Linked DNA regions of Homo sapiens: region 2 is linked to region 1. A link is an interaction called in ENCODE POLR2A ChIA-PET data of the cell type or tissue named here. Cell type or tissue: OCI-LY7. All regions are shown on one strand. Each heading gives the region's core, and the rest is flanking DNA. Links, peaks and the distances in the headings are about the cores only. Region 1 holds the start of PRKAR2B (protein kinase cAMP-dependent type II regulatory subunit beta). Region 2 overlaps CDHR3 (cadherin related family member 3).

Evidence for each region. Peaks named below come from ENCODE experiments on the same cell type or tissue, not always from the same donor. Only the 100,000 strongest peaks of a DNase experiment are listed, where the experiment ranks them.
Region 2: POLR2A ChIA-PET joins it to region 1 with 21 read pairs; 1 of 35 experiments calls an interaction of 5 or more read pairs at or near these places.

What each region holds. Positions count from the first base shown.
Region 1 is chr7:107,043,091-107,059,386 of GRCh38, reverse strand. PRKAR2B (protein kinase cAMP-dependent type II regulatory subunit beta) reads right to left here and starts at 14,682. Exons shown (of 11, transcript NM_002736.3): 1 at 14,173-14,682. The coding sequence starts at 14,479. RefSeq lists silencers at 14,289-14,583, 14,370-14,929. In OCI-LY7, for the core only: no CTCF peak of the experiment used is centred there; a DNase peak (open chromatin) is centred at 9,196; H3K4me3 peaks cover 1,594 bases; H3K27ac peaks cover 1,352 bases.
Region 2 is chr7:106,019,146-106,026,220 of GRCh38, reverse strand. It overlaps CDHR3 (cadherin related family member 3), which reads right to left. Exons shown (of 19, transcript NM_152750.5): 13 at 5,677-5,848; 14 at 3,773-4,023; 15 at 1,659-1,840. Among named protein-coding and RNA genes, the nearest start is that of CDHR3, 59 kb to the right of the region's middle. In OCI-LY7, for the core only: no CTCF peak of the experiment used is centred there; DNase peaks (open chromatin) are centred at 3,137 and 3,530; H3K4me3 peaks cover 1,699 bases; H3K27ac peaks cover 2,082 bases.

The DNA.
Region 1 (16,296 bases), core at 7,725-10,224:
GTTATCTCCGGAGAGAGAAGTTGATGGAATGGGACAGGAGAGAGTACACGAGGGGCCTCCTCCTACTGCACATGTGGTATATTTTAAAAGAAAAAAAAATAACTTTTTTTCTTTTTTTGAGACAGAGTCTTACTCTGTCACCCACGCTGGAGTTCACTGCAACCTTGGCCTCCTGGGTTCAAGCGATTCTCCTGCCTCAGCCTCCCAAGAAGCTGGGATTACAGGCATGTGCCATTACATCCGGCTAATTTTTGTATTTTTAGTAGAGATGGGGTTTCATCATGTTGGCCAGGGTGGTCTCGAACTCCTGACCTCAGGTGATCTGCCCGTCTTGGTCTCCCCCAAAGGGCTGGGAATACAGGCGTGAGCCACCGTGCGTGGCCAGGAAAAAAAATAAAAAACCTTGAAGGGTGCCAAAATGTTAAAATCTGTCAGAGCTAGAGGACTGCTTATATGAGTGTTCCTCATTTATCTGTGTCTTTCTCTATATTGAAAATACGTCACAACAAGTAAAAGAGAAAAAAAATTCTGCTCTACTCAGTTTTGGCAGATAAAAATCTCTCACTATGCTCCGATACTATCAGCCCAACCAAATTAGTTCAAAATGTACTTTAATGTAAAATGTGCTCCTAAAATATTTTTCATAAAATATTCTTTTTACAAACGGGTTTTTGTTAAAATTCAAACACTAAAATACCTTTTGGATTCCATTTAAGGAATTACAAGAAAGGTATTTCAAGGAATTATTATGCATCAAAAGTCCTAATATTGCTTGGCTGGTAAACTGCTGTTAACAGTCAAATAAAAAAATCAAAGACGTATGAACAAACTTCATGTAAAAACAAAGATCTCAAAAGATTGTCTTTATTTTCTTCTAAAAATAAATTATTAGCAATTTGTAGTTGAATAAGTACAGAATTATAAGTTTTCAGAATAAAAACACATACTAATGTAAGACTTGGAGATGTATTAATTTGTCCCACCATGAGCTTACTTTTATAAATATTATGACATGAGGAAAGGGCAACAAGCTGTCAATTTAATGCCAACTAATTGTTTGCCAATTAATTTGTATTTCAGGCACACAGTTTTGTTTTTCTACAAGCATCTGCCTCATTTAAATAAAGTAACAATTTTCAATACTTCTACCTACAGGTTCCTAAATTGTTCAAAAATTACCTGCTAAACCTTAAATTTAAGACCATAAACTTGGAGACTGTGTACACACACATCTATTTACTCTATCAGTTAAACACTGTTTCTCAGGGGAAAGGATGGTATGAAAACAAAGCAAAGCTTTATCCCATCTTTTTTTTTTTTTTACTTTTTTTTCCAAGTCGGACTATTTACCTCAAATTTCAAATGGAATTAAAGGAGGACATAAGATTTAAAGAACTGCAAGTTTTTAAAAATTTGAAACACTTAACTAAAAGATTTAAAGACTTTACTTTCATATTTTTCATTAATAACTTTTTAAAAGTACTATTACTATACTGGCTTGAGAGCAATCTCTAGCTTATATTTCTAATCAAATTTCATTTTTTTTAAACTGTCGTGTTCTCATTGAATTCTAAAACTTGTATTTGTTTGTTTCCTTTTGGTTTTGTTGTGTTTTTTTTTAACACACATTAATGCTTAGCGTATGCCAGGTACTGTTAATTCATTTAATTCTCAAAACATCCCTCTGAGATAGGTACTATCTTTATTCCCATTTCATAGATGAGGAAAATGAGGCACTCATCATAAAATACGTAACTTATTCAAGTTCCCAAAAGTTATAAATGGCAGAGTCAGGCTTCAAATCTAGAGTCTATACCAAAATGAAATCACACTCTTAAAAAAGCTTCCACTATTTCAGATGTTTCACATAATTACTCTTAAATTTTTGGCAACTAAAAGCAATCTGGTTTATTTTTGCTTTTTTCCATAAAAGCAAATTGCCAGGTTTAAAAAGTATGAGGCAAAGGAAAAGGAGCTCTAGTGACCACGTTTATGAAAATTAGTGGAGTGGGAAAAAAAAAAAAGAATGACATCACAGTACAGGAGAGAAGAACTGAGGAACGAGAGAACACATTCAGTTTAGGATAAAATTGTATGGAGGTGGCTGAAGAACATGCAAGCAAAGGTATTTGGTAAGCGGGTGGATATGTCCATTTCAATCTTAAAGAGACAGGTCTGTGCTGGAGCTAGAGGAAAAACTGGAGGAGTCCAAACAGCAAGTGGGTCTTGAGGGGTCAGCAGAATTCAAGCAACAGAGGGAGGAAGGCAGCTTGCCTTGCAGAGTGGCAGGAATGATGAGGAAACGCAAAAAGATGGAAATGGACAAAGCAGGTTCAGGGCAATAGATCAGTTTTAGATTAAGCACAGAGTTCACATAAGCAGATGCAATGACATACAGCATTAGTGGTTTGTGGGGGGCCAGAATGTCACCTCAATTACAATATGAAATCCTACAGGCAAAAGAAGCCTGTGCACGTGCGTTCTGTGCATTTTGTAGTGTTCAAATGTCAGGCCCAAGCCTCACGTTGTATTTTTAATACAACGAAGTCCAAATCTATGAGACTGAACTGAAGATAGGCTAAAGCTTTTATATTTTATGAAACATCTTAAAATACAGTAATGTAAAACATTACTAGGAGACTATTATTAAAAGTCTATTTAACATCGTCTCAGCCCAAAATGTCCTTAAGCTGACAGGCAACTTCAGCAAAGTCTCAGGATACAAAATCAGTGTGAAAAAATCACAAGCATTCTTACACCAATAACAGACAAACACAGAGCCAAATCATGAGTGAACTCCCATTCACAATTGCTTCAAAGAGAATAAAATACCTAGGAATCAACTTACAAGGGATGTGAAGGACCTCTTCAAGGAGAACTACAAACCACTGCTCAATGAAATAAAAGAGGATACAAACAAATGGAAGAACATTCCATGCTCATGGATAGGAAGAATCAATATCGTGAAAATGGCCATACTGCCCAAGGTAATTTATAGATTCAATGCCATCCCCATCAAGCTACCAATGACCTTCTTCACAGAATTCGAAACAACTACTTTAAAGTTCATATGGAACCAAAAAAGAGCCCAAATTGCCAAGTCAATCCTAAGCCAAAAGAACAAAGCTGGAGGCATCATGCTACCTGACTTCAAACTATACTACAAGGCTATGGTAACCAAAACAGCATGGTACTGGTACCACAACAGAGATACAGACCAATGGAACAGAACAGAGCCCTCAGAAACAATGCCGCATATCTACAACTATCTGATCTTTGACAAACCTGACAAAAACAAGCAATGGGGAAAGGATTCCCTATTTAATAAATGGTGCTGGAAAAACTGGCTAGCCATATGTAGGAAGCTGAAACTGGATCCCTTCCTTACACCTTATACAAAAATTAATTCAAGATGGATTAAAGACTTAAATGTTAGACCTAAAACCATAAAAACCCTAGAAGAAAACCTAGGCAATACCATTCAGGACATAGGCATGGGCAAGGACTTCATGTCTAAAACACCAAAAGCAGTGGCAACAAAAGCCAAAATTGACAAATGAGATGTAATTAAACTAAAGAGCTTCTGCACAGCAAAAGAGAAACTACCATCAGAGTGAACAGGCAACCTACAGAATGGGAGAAAATTTTTGCAATCTACTCATCTGACAAAGGGCTAATATCCAGAATCTACAATGAACTCAAACAAATTTACAAGAAAAAATCAACCAACCCCATCAAAAAGGGGGCAAAGGATATAAACAGACACTTCTCAAAAGAAGACATTTATGCAGCCAAAAGACACATGAAAAAATGCTCATCATCACTGGCCATCAGAGAAATGCAAATCAAAACCACAATGAGATACCATCTCACACCAGTTAGAATGGCGATCATTAAAAAGTCAGGAAACAACAGGTGCTGGAGAGGATGTGGAGAAATAGGAACACTTTTACACTGTTGGTGGGACTGTAAGCTAGTTCAACCATTGTGGAAGTCAGTGTGGAGATTCCTCAGGGATCTAGAACTAGAAATACCATTTGACCCAGCCATCCCATTACTGGGTATATACCCAAAGGATTATAAAACACACTGCTATAAAGACACATGCACACATGTATTTATTGTGGCATTATTCACAATAGCAAAGACTTGGAACCAACCCAAATGTCCAACAATGATAGACTGGATTAAGAAAATGTGGCACATATACACCATGGAATACTATGCAGCCATAAAAAAGGATCAGTTCATGTCCTTTGCAGGGACATGGATGAAGCTGGAAACCATCATTCTCAGCAAACTATCACAAGGACAAAAAACCAAACACCGCATGTTCTCACTCATAGGTGGGAAATGAACAATGAGAACACATGGACACAGGAAGGGGAACATCACACACTGGGGCCTGTTGTGGGGTTGGGGGATGGGGGAGGGATGGCATTAGGAGATATACCTAATGTTAAATGAAGAGTTAATGGGTGTAGCACACCAACATGGCACATGTATACATATGTAACAAACCTGCACGTTGTGTACATGTACCCTAAAACTTAAAGTATAATAAAAAAAAGTCTATTTAAAATATTTACATGCCTAAGAAGTTTTCAATCATTTTACATTCATACACATTTACCATTAGACAGTGTTCAATATTTTAAAAAACATTTGCACACCTACTGTGAGCAAAGCACAACACATACAGGAAAGACTTAGAAAGAGAGGGTATATTCCTGCACATTCTTGCCTACCTAGACTGAGGACCCTTGACATCTGCAAAGTTGACTGATGGAGGCCATATTCATCCTACCATATTGATAGTATTAACGTCAAGGAGGGAAACTTGCAAAAATATTTGGTAGGGTAAAATATAAACTAAACCTTTGGGAAAAGAGTGAGATTTAGCAGAAAGACAGGGAGAGGGGAGTGAGAATTCAGGACCAAGAGAATGACTTAAGACAAGAATATTTGGCTATATCAATTTAGAATCATGTCATGTGCCGCTATATACCGTGGTTTTTGTTTGTTTTGTTGTTTTGTTTTGTTTTGAGATGGAGTCTCACTCTGTCAAGCAGTGCTGCGATCTCAGCTCACTGCAAGCTCTGCCTCTCGGGTTCACGCCATTCTCCTGCCTCAGCCTCCCGAGTAGCTGGGACTACAGGCAACTGCCACCACGCCAGGCTAATTTTTTTGTGTGTATTTTTAGTAGAGACGGGGTTTCACCAAGTTAGTCAGGATGGTCTCGATTTCCTGACCTCATGATTCGCCCGCCTCGGCCTCCCAAAGTGCTGGGATTACAGGCTGTGAGCCACCACACACGGCCTACTGTGTTTTATTTACTACTTAATGCATATTTACAAAAGAATTGCCTTTCTTTCATGTATTTTTACACTTATTTAATAGGTAATCCAAGCACATGCTAAACATTTTTCAAAAGTTACAAGAAAGCAAATAGTGAACGATCTCTCTCCTAACAAAATAACCTGAAATACTCTATGAAATTGCATTTCTTTTCAACTATTCTAAACTTTAGACTTTCTTCTAATTCTGACTGGTATTTCCATAATTTACTGATTCCTAACCAGAAAACTATAATACGATTCTCTTTGTCCCATCCACAAATGTTGCACCAAAAACATTACCACTATACAATTGGAATTCAAGGTATATACAGGAAAACAGGTTTTAAAAGAAAAAGCCTGGATTTTCCCCTTCAGGTAACGTAGTTTTACTTCCTTTTTATAAGATAGAATTTTCCTCTGTATTCTGCCAACTTCTGTTGAGTCAATTAACTTACCGAGTGACTGTCTTTTAAAAAAGACACACACACACACACACACACACACACACACACACACACACACTCTTTATAATCTAGAAGCTTGAATCAGGGAACCAAAATTGATCATGGCTACTTTATATATTACTAGAGTATCAATTTAAGTGGTATTGTTTACAGCTGTAGTCTCCAAAACGGGGTTCATGTATGCCAAAACAGTGTATAAGGCTATATGTTGGGATGTAGGAGAAAATTACAACTTGCTTAGAATTGCTTTTTACTTTCTCCTTTCAAAATTTATATTGTAGGAAGCTTTATCATACATATAAGTCAATATATTGTCACATGTATAAAATTTATCAACATATATTGGGGTGTACACTCAAATATATTTTGCTAATAAAGGTATATAATAAAATAAATTTAGAGAATTAAGCAGCTCAGTACATGAGGTGATTATTTCTAAAATAAATAAATGTAGGCTGGGTGTGGTGGCTCTTGCCTATAATCCCAGTATTTTGGGAGGCTGAGGCAGGTGGGATCACTTGAGGCCAGGAGTTCCAGACCAGCCTTGCCAACATGGAAAAACCTTGTCTCTACCAAAAATACAAAAATTAGGCAGACATGGTGGCACACACCTGTAATCCCAGCTACTCAGGAAGCTGAGGCAGGAGAATCACTTGAACCCAGAGGCAGAGGCTGCAGTGAGCCAAGATGGCACCACTGCACTCCAGCCTGGGCAACAGAGCAAGACTCTGTCAAAAACAAAATAAAATAAAATAAACAAATGTACTGAGTTTCTAAGGTACATGAAATGCTAATTTGGGTTGAATAGACAGAGAATGCAAATTGTAAAAGGGAGAGATCAATGCAGGGCTAGCCTGCAAACTTTTAGAGGGAAAAGTAGGTAGCTTATTTTTTGATATGTGCTTATTTTCAACCACGTTACTGCTAAAAGAATTACTGAAATGAAGTGTATAAACCGTGGTTGAAGAGGAAGACCCTGAAGTCAGATTACCAGGTTCAAACCTTGATTCCACCAATTACTCTGGGGAAGACTAAATCACATATGTGTAAAGCATCTGTTCAGATGACAATGTGTAAAGCACTGTTCCACATCTGATACATCAGTAGTCAAAAATGTTAATAATAACTAGTATTAAATAAAAAGGACACCATTTATTTATTTTTTTGAGACAGAGTATACCTCTGTTGCCCAAGCTGGAGTGCAGTGGCGCAATCTCGGCTCACTGCAACCTCCGTCTCCAGGGTTCAAGCGATTCTCCTGCTTCAGCCTCCCAAGCAGCTGGGATTAAGGCGCCCGCCACCACGCCCAGCTAATTTTTGTATTTTTAGTAGAGATGGGGTTTCACCATGTTGGCCAGGCTGGTGTCCTATTCCTGACCTCAGGTGATCCGCCCGCATCGGCCTCCCAGAGTGCTGGGAATTATAGACATGAGCCACCGTGCCCGGCCTAAAAGGACACCATTTAAAAGACATTAGTTTTCTATAATAATGAGAACGAAACAGCCGAATCATGTTTTAATTCAACATGACCTTTGAAAAAGATGCTCTTTGGGTGTAACTGAAATATATTAGAACAAATGGAACAAACGGCTTTTTTCCTTCTCTTTTTACCCCCCAAATTCCCCTCAACATCACTCCCATGGACTATTTTGTCTTGGAACAGCTAATGTAAATTAAACAATGTCATCCTTAGTCAAACAGATACAGGAATAACTGTATACAGTATATCTTCTTGGCTTCACTTTTATGTGGAACATGTGTTTACATTTTGACCTTTTGTCTTTTTTTTAATTAAGAAACATTTTTAAACAGCAGCAACTGGAAAGACTTTTTTTTTTAGTTTCCAAACATATTAAGCTACACATGGCAGAGCCTATTGCTGAAACATTTATAAATGTTACACCAACTGTTTATAGTTCTGATTTTCTTATTTGATTGTTTTGTTGTCATGTAAGCCATGACCTGAAAATTTTAGCTCAAATTCTTTCCATAAAATTACATAATGAAACCGTCTGAGTCATTTTGAATTTGTGAAGCACAAAATTCGCTCTCATAAAATAATGATAAGCATCATAGTGAGGTTTTTAGAGTAGGATTTTGTGACTGTCCCAACCACAACTAGATGATATAGATAAGACAGGAAGGACAAGAACAGGATCAAGAACACAGTAACAATTCATTCAATTCAGAAAAATCACTGCATTCTTGTTTCTTTTCCATTGTCTCTTCTTAAGCAAGTGATAGGAAAATATAGTCTAATATTAGATTTCACTTCATTGAAAAAGAATCAAAGAACAAAAAAACCTGGAAATTCTGAAGACAAAAGTACTTTTCTTTAGCCCATCCTTTTAAACCTTATCAATCAACTTGATGGAAGACAGAAAAAATTCATATGATGTAAGTTAATATAAATAGCGCACAAAATGTTGGCAACAGTTGTATGAACAAACTCAAATTTATAAGGCCAAAACCTACCAAATTTGGATAAGGAACTTCTCTGTCTCTCACCTGCCCCATCTATTAACAAAATTGATCATACATACTATCTATGAGGCCATCTCTGACAAAAGGATGGTGTCTTAAGTCTAGGCAGGGAGCAGTGGCTCACGCCTCTAATTCCAACACTTTCGGAAGCTGAGGCAAAAGGACTGCTTGAAGCCAGGAGTTCAAGACCAGCCTGGGCAAGAAAGGAAGACCCATCTCTACCAAAAAACAAACAAAAACAGAAAAAAATGAAGTCTAAAGAGAGTAAATGTAAGACGAATCATTTCTTTTTTCTTAAAATAAGAACTATCCTACCTTCCAAGTTTCACACATTGTTTCTAATAGGCCATCCCAGATCTCAGCACTTTCTGTGATTCTCCACACTTCTAAAGTAGACCCTGCAGTTAGTCACTTCAGTCTTCTTCACTGAATCTCTCACCTTAAAATATTCCATCATTCCCCAACCTCCACTGTAGGACTTTATTACTACTACTACTGACAAACGATTTTCTTAATGGGTCAAAAATAAACCCCAAATTGATGGATTCATAGGTCCCCTGTTTGTATTTGCACAACTGAAAAAGAAACACAATTGTTTTTCAACATAGCTGTTAACAAAATCTTGACGGCTGGAAATTTACTGGAATCCATGGAATGAGATTTGCAACAATAAAATAACCATTCAATATTCACTCCTGTTCTACCCAGACACAGCACATCAATTTATGTGCATCCACAAAAAAAAAAAAAAAAAAAAAAAAAAAAAGCTGGTAACTGTCTTATCTAAAATAATAGCTAAATGGTTTGGTTTTTGATAGAAAAATTAAAGTACTAATGCTTCAATTTCTGTTTAGGTGTTTCCATTGTATGTCTTCAAAGTGTAAGTTACTCAAGCAAGCCTTCACAACTGGTTTTACTTCTCTCTTGCTCTCTCCCTCCCCCTTTCCCTTCTGACTTCATTATCTTTCTCCCTCTACCACCCTTCTTCCAAAGCCCAAAGTAATAGATGGTAAGAGAAGGGGTTTTTTGGTTTCCCAATTTCAACCCCTAAAGCAATCCACCTACTATTACTAGTAAAATGAATAATGTTCTTAACTTCTGCTTTGAAAATCACAATCACTATCTCTAACTCAAAATAATTTTTATTATCTTTTCTGACACTATTGTTTTATGCTCATAACTAAAATAATGGCTTCAATATTTTAGCCATTGTCATGAATGATTTAATCCATTTCAGGAGGATTTAAAACCACCATGTAAATCTCTAATAGCCAAAAACTATAAAGTCTCATTAATTACAAAATCCTGGAGCTCTTAGCTACAAATTATGAGCTGAAAAGATATGGATTTTATTACTGTATAACATTAAATCCTAAGTAAAACTGCCACATAAGCTCATTCCCTGCTTCACCTCGCCAAGAAGTGCAATACTGGATTCATTTCCATAAAACACAATGAAATTGCTATTCTGCAAAAAAAAAAGTATATAACTCTGTAAGATTTTATATCAATGATATAAACTTTACAATATTTTGCTTGACCTTAAGGATGTTTTGTAAATTCTCCAAATTCCCTTTGAACTGTAAAAACCAAAAGGTAGGTAAGATTCCAACAAGACTGGACATGGGACAGAGTTAAGAGGATTAAGCCACAGTTATTACATGGTAAATTTCTATTTATTACTTTTGATATGCTTGTCTTATGGGGTATGAGTCTATATTTTTGGTATGTGTATCTACTTTGAACTCTAGATCTTTTTCTTCTATAACTCAGAAAATCAGCTCTTTATTTTCTATCACGGTAGTTATTTTTTCTCCCAGGTTGACTGCTCTGCATGTGCCCATGTGTAGTTAATTTTGTTTCTGACCACTTGTCCATTTATCAGAGTAATCTGAATGGTATTTACTTCATTTTTTGTTTCAGCAATTCCACTGAAGAAATTATGGGGCAACACAAGATCTCTTGATGATGCCTATATAAAATCATGAATTACCACAGATTTTACTCCAAACTAGTACTGATGCAATGCTATAGCCTACCGTAAACCTTCTAAGAAATTCAAGGCCTAGGGATGCTACCCTTTCAGACATGACATGTCAAACTGTATTTGCTTTCTCTAGGACGGGGAAGAGGGAGACAGAGTAGATGCCAAGAGGTTTCCATTATGGCTTCTTTCTGGCCTTTGAGAGTTTCCCTAGAAAGGGTCACCATAAGCCACTATCATTCTAACATCTAAAGCTTGCTCTTTCGACCAGAATTGATAGCAAATGGAAAGTAACAATTAGAATTTATAAGACTGGAAGAGAATAGGAGAGGGAAAAGAAAGCTATTAGAAGAGGAAGGGATCCTTTGGAAAGGTAGGAAAGAAGATGACCTTCACCCATCTGACTGTTTGCTCTAGCGCCACCTACAGCCACACCACCTGACCCTCAAAAATCACCGACCCCTGGCCAGACAACATTTTTTCCAGCTAACTGCAGGTGCCTGGCTTATTTGATTAAACCACCACATTATAAGGTCAAGGTCACATGCTTGATCCCTACGTTTGTCCTACGTTTGTCAATGGGCACAAGTTGCATGGTCAAAAACTTGCCTTTTAACTCCAACCTCTCATAAATACCATCACTTACGTTAAAGACATTCACAAGAGAGGATATGAACCAACAATGCAAATCCATCAGCATTACTAAAAGAAAAAAAAACAGGAAAACCTGACTTGTGAGTCAGCCCACAGAACAAATTCCATTTAAGAACTCCCTGATCATCCTGGGCTTCAAGGTTAGATACATAAGAGTAAGAAATCAGGCTTCCCTACTTACTCGTTTTATGTGTGACCTTGGACAAGTTAATTTTTCAGAGCTTTAACAATAAAACACATTAAGGGTCCCAAATAGAGCTTGACATATAAGGGATACTCAGGTTATGCTAGCCCCAGCCCCATCTGGAGATAGAATCGGGCAGTCAAGAGCACAGGGATGAAGCCAGGTCCACCTGTATCCCAATCTTGATTTTGCAGCTCACGTGAAACACTGGGCAAGTGATGGCCTTATCGTTCTCATAAAGCTGAGACAAAAAAATTAAAGCATTTAGACAGCACACAGCAATTGTCAACTAACGGCAATTATGTTTTAAATGTTAAGAAGAATATAGTATTATCACTATCTGTTAATGTTTTCCAAAGTACAGTCATGGAACTATTGATATCAGAATGACCTGGGTGGGATGTCTACTGAGGGGGAAGAAAAGGATATCATGTCCCATCTCAACCTATTTAAAAAAGCTCTCCAAAAATGGTACAGGGTAATGGTCATTTCTGAATCAAACTTCCTTGAGATATCTATGAAAATTTCAGAATTACTGACCCAGCAGGTCTTGTGCTGTGTCATAGTAAATTAAGACTTGTTTTCCAATCCTTATTCTTTACTATGCCAGAATTGCCCAGTATCTGGGGTTCTTTTCTAATGAGACACATTTCTGGACATAGATGTCAAACTGATAGGCTCATACTTTTTAGGATCACTCCTGTTTTTTCCCCCAATGGTACTATTTTGACTTTTTTTTTTTTCTTCTAACCAGGGGTCGGCAAGCTATGGCCTTGATCTGCAGCTAATTTTGTACAACCGCAACCCTCAGAAGGTGTATGTGTTTAAAAAAAAAAACTGAAGAAGAAGTGATCAAGACCACATGTTGCCCTAAGTCTAAAACACTTACTAACCGGCCCTTTACAAGAAACCTTGCCAATCACTTTGTAGCCTATAATTAAATGTTTTTCAACTGGAGGTCTCAATACAATTTAAAATAGGGAGAAATAACTGATTCAAATAGGAAATATCAAAAAGCACTGCATCTGACAGAAGGAAGTACCTGTACTATTGCCAAAGTTTCTGTTATACAGATGTATGTGCCTCCTGGATAATGATCAAATTGTATTTGGTTGCAGTCAAAAAGTTTTAAAGTCCTTGGGGGTGAGGCTAGGGAGTAAATAGTGCAATTGTTTAACAAGTTTAACTTGTTTAAGTCACACTGAGCAATTTTTACAGCAAAGGTGCCTTGGAGAATATAAAGCCATATAAAATGACCCCTGCTGTTCAGAAGTTAACGGCTTATTTCTTCACTACAAAATGAAAATGGAATCTTTTCTGTGCGCAATATATTGTTATAAGGAGAAAATGCAATCATCAATGCAAAGTACTTCAACAAATGCATTATACAAACAAAATATTTTGATTATATTAACAACATATCATACAGAATATATATATATATATGGTCTTTACCAAGCCCCTTAGTTCCTAGTTTTCTCCAACCTGGGAAAAGAGTCCTTTTTTTCCCCTTTGTGTGTGTGCACGAACATGTCAGGAGCATAAAAGAAGTATTAGATATCTCTGCCCTTTCTGTCATCCGTTACTGGCTGCTGCTTCTTACCTATTTAAAACATGCATTCTTTTCTCTTTCTCGTTTCTGGTAGGAAAAGCTTTTGATTCGATTCTTGTGCAAAAAGAATTATTAAGACTATGTTTATCCTCTTGGGGAAACATTTAGAAGTCCAAAATTAAAATTGTAAGTAACAAGCTTCACTTTTATCTTCACAGCGCACTAATTTCCAGGGTTTCTGGGATTCTTTTGGAGAAACTAAAAATACACTAATTTTATAATCCATTTCAACATGTAATCCTGCAAAGAAAAGAAACATCTTCCTAGGAGCATACACAAGGAAATGAAATGACACTTTTAAATGTTTTCATTTTATGAAATACACTGCGGACACACAAACCACAAGCAGTGTAAATAAATAAAAGCTGGTGCAATGCTGCATGCATGTTTGCCTTACACCACAAAGAGAAAACACTTGCACACTGCACTCCATGGTATTTTAGCTTGGGTTGCCATAAAAATGAGATTTGGGCATGTTGTGTAATACAAGGGGCTGTAAATGAGGGTGTGTGTCTGGGTGTGTTAGGGAAAGAGGGTTGTAAGCAGAAGGGGTGGGACTTGCCAGGAGCAGCTATTTGAGAAAATTCCTTTTTCTTTCCCATTCATTCTTTCTAGCTCTACTGTCTGGCACAATCCTTACAATTACTCACTGGCTTTTCATTCTAAAGACAACCAACAAGCTTTCAGAACTTCCTACAGTGTTTTTCTCATACACTTTTAAAAAAATAAAGCACCAAATCATTCAATATGTCTTTTATATAAAAAGCAAACCATTAACCCATTTCCTCGTTCCAAAGACCCCCGTGGGTTTCAGACTAAATAGAATCCTTTGTTACGTGTCCAAAAATAACACAACACGGTATTGGTAAATTGGAAAATAATAGATAACTCTTATTTCCAAGAATGTCAGAGCTACTGGCCATAAATTTTGTTCTGCCCCAGTGAGTCCAATTTCATGCTTCTTTTAGCGAATCTACCGTCCTAACAACAGTAAAGCCAATCATATTAAACACGGTTCTCCTTTTCTCTTTCGACATTCCATTAATAAATACAAGGGCTGAAAGAAGACGCCAAGCGGGCCAGTTTCTTTATGCACAATGGTATCCTCTAAGCGAAATACCTCCAACCACAGCGAAAGTTGTCTTTCTAGCAGATGCCCACCCCAACCGGCCCAGGCAGAGGGGGCAAAGGGTAAGAGGGAAGCGTAACATCCCAGCTCTCCCACCTCTAGAGGAAGGGAAGAGGGTATGACAGAGAGCGGAGTAGGAAGGTGGGCGAGTGGGAGAGACAGAAATGGATGCTGAGGGGGTGGGCGAGATGGGAAGGTAGGGAAAGGTGGAGAATGCGGGGAGAGGTGGGTGCGCAAAGCGGCAAGATCCGAGAGCACAGCGGGGAGCGGTGGGGGGCAGCGAGGGGATCCGGGGGCGCGAAGTGGGGGGTCTGGTCCTCACCATTGAACGCCCCTGCGTCCGCGGGCGCCGCCTCCTCCTCCTCCCCGTCCTCGGAGTCGGACTGCATGGGCTCCTCGGCGAAGTTGACCCCCTTGCTGGGGGTGCCGCCCCCGGCAGCGGCGCCCAGGTCCCCCCAGGTCCTGCCCTCATGGCCGAAGCGCGCGGTGCCTTTGCGCTCGTTCTCCTGCTGCAGGCGGGTGAAGTGCTGCAGCGCGAACTCCAGCAGGTCCGCGGGCTGGTGCCTCAGCACCTCCACCGTGAAGCCCTGCAGCAGCTCCGTCAGTCCCGCCGGGATCTCGATGCTCATCCTGCCTCCGGGGCGGCAGGCGCCTGGGCGCCGCCCTCGCCCCCTCCCCGGCACGGCCTAGGGCCCCGCGGCTGCCGAGCGAGCGCCTACGGCGCTGGCGCGCTACCGGCTGCGAGCGCGGCGCACTGGGCCCCGGCGGCCCGGCTGGCCCGGCCCGCGGCTCCCGGCGCGCGTCTGCTCCGTGTGGTGGCGGCGGCTGAGCGAGCGCGGCCCCGGGAGGGCTGGCAGCATCTCCTGCTCCTCCCGCTCCAGCCGCGGCCGCGCCTCTCCCCCGCCCGGGCGCCCCGCCCCCGCCCCGCCGCGGTGCGCGGGAGGGGGCGCAGGAGAGCGCGCCCACGTGACCCCCGGAAACCATGGCAACCTCCGCTGGCTGGCGCCGCGCACCCGCCTGTCAGACCACCGCAGGGCTGCGCGCCCGGGCCGGGAGAGGCGGAGGGAGGCCCAGCGAGGCCGCCTTCGTGTCCACCTGTCCGCGCGTCCAGGAGCGGGCTGGCCACTCGCCCCGCTTCCCAGGCGTCATTCGCCATGGTGAACCCCCGCAGAGGTGGTGCCAGGAGATTTGTCTTGAAACTTCAGCCTCCACCTTAGTAGTGGCATTTTATTTTCCTTCTAGAATCTAGTTGCATGATAAGTGTTGCTAATGTCCTTTGTTTAAAGTCTTATGGTGGTACTGGTTCTCTTTTGGACAAAGAAATGCTACCCCATCTTTGTGACGTCTTTCTTTTTCTTCCCCACATTTTATCCAGCCTTTCCCGATCCATCCTGTTTATTATGTTTCGTCTTACTGATGCTATTCCGTTGTGCACTCCACGCATTTACTATTTATTGAGACAAAGGCACCATTTATTGAGAGGCACCTATCAAAGTTAGTTGATCTCTTTTAAATAGGATAGTGCAGGATGAGGCGCTTATTATTTTGAAACTTTCCTTTATGCTTTGAATGATTTTTGACTTGTATGTCCAAAAATTGAAATACTTCAGTATAAAGAAAAATAGAATTACTAATGTGTGCTTTTAAAGTAGAAGGCTTTGACTTTGAAATGAGGCTTACTTTGCAAATGTTTACAATTTTGAAGTAGAGAAAATTGTCTTTTGTCAATTAAATTCTATTTAAGTACGCATACTTCATTTTCTACAATTATCATATCATTGTAAATAAAATATTTCAAGAGCAAGCTCACTTGGTTATTCTGATTTATCTTCCCACCCACGGAAGAGTAAACACATGACTGGGGAAACTCCAAGTCTAGAAATCAGAGATGTAACGAACTAGTCCCTCTTGTAAAAATGGATCTTGATGTTAACCCTTTGTTAATGATGCATCCTGTATTGACTCCATGAGCCAATGTATTTCTCTATTTTCATTTCTTAACAACTTTATAGTAATAATGTTACGTTGCTTTAAATATACAGTAGTTAAGTGCTTCTAATTGTGTCGAGCATTTTAAGAATTAAACTTTTGGCCGGGCGCAGTGGCTCACTCATGCCTGTAATCCCAACACTTTGAGAGGCCGAGGTGGGCGGATCACCTGAGGTCAGGAGTTCAAGACCAGCCTGGCCAACATGGTGAAACCCCATCTCTACTAAAAATACAAAAATTAGCGGGCATGGTGGCAGGCACCTGTAATCCCAGCTACTCAGGAGGCTTAGGCAGAAGAATCGCTTGAATCCAGGAGGCGGAGGTTGCAGTCAACCGAGATCGTGCAGTGCCGTTGCACTCCAGGCTGGGGGACAAGAGTGAGACTTCGTCTCAAAAAAAAAAAAAAAGAATTAAACTTTTATAAAATATGGTGAGCCTCACATGTCACCGGTTGGAG
Region 2 (7,075 bases), core at 2,300-4,799, 1.0 Mb after region 1:
TTCCCATGATCACCTTGGATTCTATAGCTCTGTAACCCTAATTTTCTTCTTTGCTATTTGACAAAGTTGGCTGTCATATGGTATAACTAATTTCCAGAGAGGTTGAGTCTGAGTCTGGTTTTCTAGCTAGTTTTTCTTTTTTAAGTCAACCATGTTGAAAACAATTAATATTTACAACATAAGTTAAAAGAACCAGGTTCAAGGTGCATATTTAACGTTTAGCCATAAATTACATGAGAGTTGCAGTGTCTATTGGATTTGTTTCTTCAAGAACTTCTATCCAAATCCCAGTACAGTACACCACCATCCTTACAAGCAATTACTCTTTTAGAGCTGTTTTTTTTTAAAAAAATCAATTTGTGAATAGAGTTCAAACAAAAATGCCTTTTTTAATTTCAGCAGATGCTCGAGGATTTCTTACCTTGAAGTCAAGGTTGCCAATAGCAACAAACTTCCGCAATAAATATGGCAAAATGCAACGCACATCTTTATTCTAATGCCTTGTACTTTTATACAGTCTTTCATCCATAGATTTTCTTATTTGACAGTTAATATTTAATATTTAAAATACCCGTAAAAGGCACACATGTCTTATCACCCCCTCTTTTTGCCATTGAGAGATCCTAGAACTCAGAGGTTCCAACACCTCAAGATACTTGGGCATAGAGCTAAACTTGGAATCTAGAATCCTGAACTCATTGGGACTCATCTGTGAAGAATAATGAAACAAGATTTGTAAAAACTGGCTGGGTAGTGTACTAAGCATTTACTCTATATCAGGAATACAGTTAAGTGCCTTGTTTACATTTGTTCATTTAGTTGATTAATTTTACAAATAAGAAAATTCAAGTTCACAGAGGTGGTCACTTGCTCAAAGCCATATTCCAAGAAAATGGTAGAGCTAAGACTTGAGCTCAGGCCCATCTAACTCCAAAACTCAGGCTCAGAACCATCTAAGCTGTAAGTTGTAAGAGCTACTGAGAATCAAGGAGCTTGGCTCTGGGAGAAGTTTGTGATTCTTTGGTGCTCTCTTCACGTCACTCTACTACCTCACTTTAGCCAGTAAAAGACACATCACAGATTGGCACAATAAGAGGCATATTAGTGGGCAGCTGAAAACTGGAAAAAGAGAAAACAGGCCTGCGTTTACAACCCTTAAGAGTGAGAGACTGAGACCACAAGCAAAACACCAAGAATTATTTGGTCACACAAAAACCCGGCTGAGTCACTGGAGACAAAAGCTTAATTCCCTTATTGGTTTTGTGTGCTTGCCTTAATTCCATACTATCCTTTAAATATTCTACAAATAAGAGCACGGCATATTCTATCGCTATTTACAACAGGGCTTTGCTGAAGATTTTATCCAGGGCAAGGTCATCAGAAGGTTGATGCCCCAGTCTTATTAAGAGCCTCAAGGACAGAGTAGGTTGCCAGGGAAAGCCAAAAGGATGGTTTCCTGGCCTAGCAGGTGACAAAGAAAGTGCACCAGGACCGAGGGGAGCTGGGATTCCTTCCCCCGTATCTCCTTTTCCTGCCTTCACTCCAGGCAACCTGCCTTGTAGAGAAATCCTGATTCTCCATTTTTCCTTCTCCTGATGTCACCAGAAACAGTGTCCTAAAGGAGGTGGGGAAGAGGGCCCAGCCCACTGGCAACTTACAGAGGTTCCTTGTTCTTCCCAGTCTTGCAGGGGCAGTGTCTGTGGATGGCTTTGGCCAATAGGACGACCAGGTACACGAGGAGACCCAGAAGCAATATGGAGCCCAAAGTGATGACAAACGGCACGTACCATGCAGATGGAGAGTAAACGTTTTTCCTCAGGACCTGATAGGTGACCCTGGGCTTGAACAACAGAGAGCAGGGAGGGTGAGTAGAGGGTGGTAGTGATTTTGACATTCAGCACTCTCTCGTGTTGAGTGTTTATTCCACTCTTTGTTATTGTTATTGCTCTATAAGTTGGACATCTGTGTGCTCACAGTTCTTGCTGCTTCAACCCATCACCTTATTTATAGTCTTTGCAGACATCCATTAGATCAAAACCCAGAAATTTTAGGGAACTGAAAAACAACTCTAGGCCTTATTTTATTCTCTGTCTTCCCCTTCCCCAAAGCTAAAAAAAACTCCATTGGCTTTTTTTCTGCCATATCTGGGCATAACCCAGGGACGAATATAGCCATTGTCTCTCACCGAGACAGCATAAGCCACGAAAGTTGTTTTTTTAAATGCCTTGTAGGCTTTTCAGTGTTTTCTCAACTACAAGCTGCCACTGCCAGAGCAGTGGGCTGATATCACAGCAAAGCCTCAAGTTCAGCATCTGCTTCCTAGAGCTGGAGACAGATAACAAACAAGTTACGGAGGTTTCAGGATTGGAGATGTCACAATCAGGTCATGCTCTGAGCCCAAGAAAGGTGGGAACTCCTCACTCAGGAGAGCCTACCAGCTCCTCCCACAAGGAAAGTCCTAGGGTTGCCATATGCCTCCATTCACTGGGGTCATATTGACTCGAGCATGGGAGAGAGAAGCATGAACCAGCTCCTGGCAAGACTCTGAGAAGAAGCTGGCCACCTCCATAGTGGGTTCTCTAAGGTTCTGATTATCTTCCTTCTGGCATGCTGCAGGTATCAGGCTGCTGACCAGGGGTGCAGCTTCTACTAGGAGGAGGAGGAGGAGGAGGAAGAGGAGGAGGAAGAAAGGGGACAGATGAGTCAGCATAGATGCAAGCCAGTTCCTCCAAGGGGCAGGGAAGATAATCCTGTTGTCAGATTCAAGGCTCTCCCTTCCTTCTCCAGGCCAATTCTGTGATAGCACCTGGTCATTTTCTTCCTACCCTTTCCCACAGTCTGTATTTACTTTGTCAATTTGAATACTTGTTTGTAATCTATCTCCCCCTCTAGATCAGTGGCTCTCAGACTTTAATGCACATTAGAATTCCCTGAAAGGCTGATTGAAAACACAGCTCACTGGACCCCACCTCCAGAGCTTCGGATTCATTAGGTTAGGGGATAGAGTTGGGGATTCCAGGTTCCAGCATCCTTCCCTGGAGGTCATGGTGATGATCATGGTTGGGTAACCTATAACTTTAATAATCTAGGCTGGGCCTGAGAATTTGCATTTCCAACCAGTTTCCAGGTGGTGCTGATTCTGATGGTCTAGGGACCGCACTTAGAGAATCACTCGCCTATACAATAAGCTTTCTGAGAGCAGGGATCATTTTTGGCTTGTTTGCTAAAGTGACTGGCACACTATAGGCATTAAATCGATATTTGTAGATTGGATGAATTTTTTTGGAGCGGAGGTGGGGTGTAGGGTACAGATTGGTACCTGGTGATTCTTCAAAAGATGTGGGAAAGAGCACCCAGCAGTAAGCAAGCAACCTAATTTCATGGATATTGACTTGCAAAGACTCTTCTGAACAAGCAGAGAGGGGTTGTGAAGGTAGCAACTGGCAGCATGCCCATGGAAATCAGCTCCTGTGCCACAAGCCACACAGATGGTTGAGGTCTGATCTCTCACAAGTCTCTGCACAAACAACACACTCTTCTCTACCAGAACAGGAAATGTTAGTGGTTGAGTTAGCGGTTATGAGTCTGAGGTCTCACCAGATTTTTGCCACCCTGCAGCTACTCCAGTCCAGCCCATGGTTGCCATTTTTGGCAACATCCTAATACCTCAACTCTTCAGTCCACCCCACATACCTCCAGGCCGGGGAAAGAAGTCCATCAACATAACTCACAAGGGAATGTGCCTGGGGATTCCAGGTCCTAAAGCCCTTACCCTGGGGGTCGTGGTGATGATAGTGGTTGGGTGGGGAATGACTTTAATACTCAGTGTCACTGTTCCTGTCTCAACAAGAGCCTCCGCTTTCTTCCTGTCAGACATCAAGTTGTCATCAGTTACGTAGACAAGTAGCTTGTAGTCCCAGATCTTATCAAACCCACCAGCATAGTCAAAGCGAGATGTAAGCAGCAGGCGTGTGACATTGGAACCAGCATTGGGAGAGAAGGTGAAATGATTGTTGACGTTACCTAAATGAGATTTGATGCAGGGGTGTTGGTAAAAGGAAGAAAAGAGAGTAAGAAATAAAGGTTTAGAAGAAAACTGCATTCAATCTTTTTCTCAAATGTCCACACCTCAAGTGTAGACTGTGTCTCTGATACACCAGAGCTGGATTAGTTATATGCTACAGGCTTTAACTGCACCAGAGATGGCATTAGTACAAAGAAACTCTTGCTCACAACCAGTGTGGCTGCAAACAAGGCTGAGTAGAAAAGGACAATAGTACAACACCCTTAGCCTAGGTGCCATCTTGCTGAGTATTAAGCAGAGACTTTGTAACCCTGGTGCAGCCCCTTCTGATTTCTCATCCGGCAATTATTTGGTAACAACACGTGTAATTCACACTCAAACAAATGAGTGGGTTTCAAGAGGGTAGAATAGGTCACATCCCTAGCCATAGGCCAAGTTCACTGCATGCTTTTCACAGGACCCAGTGGGTCACACTGGTTATGGCTGTCCCTGGAGTCCTCCAAAGGAAGGTGCCTCCTGGCTTTGCGGGAATTGCAGTCCCAGGTCCTCCTGAACCCACCCCATCACACCCCCAAACACACACACAGCTCTGCTGGGGCTCATGGCTCAGCTCAGGGAGCCTGGGGCAGAGAGGCTGCCAGCCCAAGCACATGCCCGCTCATTCCTCCACTGGCTCCAGACTCATTACCGACTGAACACCAGTAAATGGAGCAGGAGATGATGCAATTTTTGCTCCCTTAACAGCAAAATGCTCCATAAAGGCCTTAGGGCTCTCAGTATGGATTGTTTCCATCTTCGGCAACTGCAGTCTCGAGGCAGTTTCTGCCCCTGGGTTTTGTGACACAGCCAGCTCGAGAGGCTTCCTACTGTTCAAGTTCCTGCTCGGCCAAGGGCACAGCAGGCAGCAGGGATGGATTTTTACTCTCTCACGTGGAATTGTTCTGCTTGTTTGGGTTTAAATCTCTGGCCCCAGCACTTCATTAGATGAGCTATTTTGGTCTAATTTCCATTGAGGGGTGCTCTTTTTTCCCTACGATGGTATATTTTTAAAGACAGAAGATGAATGGAGCAGAAGAGAATTCCTGAGGACACGTTTCAAAACGCACTTAATCTATTTAATCTATTATTATCCAGAGAGAGGACTGGGATTCCCTGCCCCCACTACCAGCTTTCAGGAAAAGAGGTGGTCGAAAAGTTGGACTGCATTTTTTCTAACAACACTAATATGCTTTATGACTCATACTGTAGTCAGGAATTGGGGGGTTCACCCTTTTCTTGGGCCTTTGGGCAGTCACGTATGGGGTCTGGGAGGAGTAAGACAAGAAGGGGAAACTGAGAGGAGTGCCAGGAAGCATAGGGGCTGCTAGATTTTGTGTCTCTGCTTTCCTCATTCAAATACTTCCCCAGCAAGCTGGGTGCAATGAGGCATGCCTGTAGTCTCAGCTACTTGGGAGGCTGAGCAGGAGGATTACTTGAGCCCAGGGGTTCAAAACTAGCCTAGGCAGCATAGCAAGACCCTATCTCAAAAAAATAATGCCCTCCCAACTCCCATCCCACTTTGCCCAGATCAGTGTGTGAGCACAGACCCCTACCCTAGACAACTTCAGGGTCCTCAGAGACAGGGCCAGGATTGTCGACACCAAGTACTATACCTGGGCCAATGGAATAACGGAAAGATCTGGGGCTGGAATCAAGGTCGGTACATGTCAGCTTGAAATTCTGAATATTTGTGCCAACTTTCAGATCCACTGGGAGGGCCAGGAAATAAGAGTTTGGAGTACAAATTGGCTTTTCATCATTTTCTTCAAGGATGTTCACAGTAACCTAGAGTAGCAAGAAGGTGGTCATTCTCAATAGCTAAAACTCATTGAGTGCTTACTGTGTGTAGGCAGTTTTCAGGCTAAGCACTTTTCATAAATTAGCTCATTTAAACTCACATGAGATAGCTAACATGATTATTCCCATTTTATGGTGAGAAAATGGAAGTTTAGAGAGACTAGGTAATTGATCTAAGATCATTCAGCTAGTGAATGGCAGAGTTGGGATTTGAATTCAGGTCTGTCCTACTCCAAATCCTATGCTATTAACTTCTACACCATATGCATGTGTGTGTGCACATTTAGTGTATGTATACCTTGCCCCCCCCCCACACACACACACATGCACCTGGACACATAGGCTCACCTGCAGATGACACCGAGTTGTTTTTCCAGGAAGGTGTGGATTTACGGTGTCTCCATGTGCCACCTTGCCTGCTGCCCCTTGTAAATGGAACTTCTTTAACTCTGGCATATGCAGAAATGGTTCTCAGCCCTGGCTCTGCTTTCTTGGGCCCACTTCAGAACCAATAGATTGGAGGGTGGGGGTCAGGGCCCTCATTGATGTTCCCTAGCTGATTCTAATATGCAGCCAGGGCTAAGACTCACTGGGACAGAACAAGCAGGCCTGGTTAAGCTGGGATCTCATCTGTAACCTGGGCTATTAGCACTGTACTAAGCCCTAGAGCTAACCTGCCATAAGCAGGGGCCAGCCTATTCTCTTTCATCGCTGTCTTTTATGCCTGGTAAATTGGAATATAGCCTGGGATGCCTGCCAGCACAGAATCATAGAATGTCAGCCCTGAAAGGGACTTGTGTGATCGTTTAGTTCATCACCCCTTTTAAAAAGCTTATGAATTTTGAGTCATATTCATACTACCTTTGAAATTTGGGATTTCAGCTATTTCTGAGCCCGGGAATAAATTGAAATGTTCACTCTAGTTAGCCCCCAGAGTGGAGTCCATTCATTTTCTTTAAAAAAAAAAAAAAACAGCCTAACAAACACTGCAATTATCTCCAACTTTCCTTGGGTAGCAATGCCAAACCTTGCACATCATTAAAAACATCATCCCATTAATTCAAAGCAAGTTATCGGAGGAAGCGGACTATTCAGGCATTGGGGTTATCAGGTGACTCTCCGTTTAAGAGATAGAGAAATATGGACACGGAGATAAGCATTGCTCAGACTCCCTCGGAAAATTGGGATCAAAGTTGAAAAATGAACTCGGTCTCC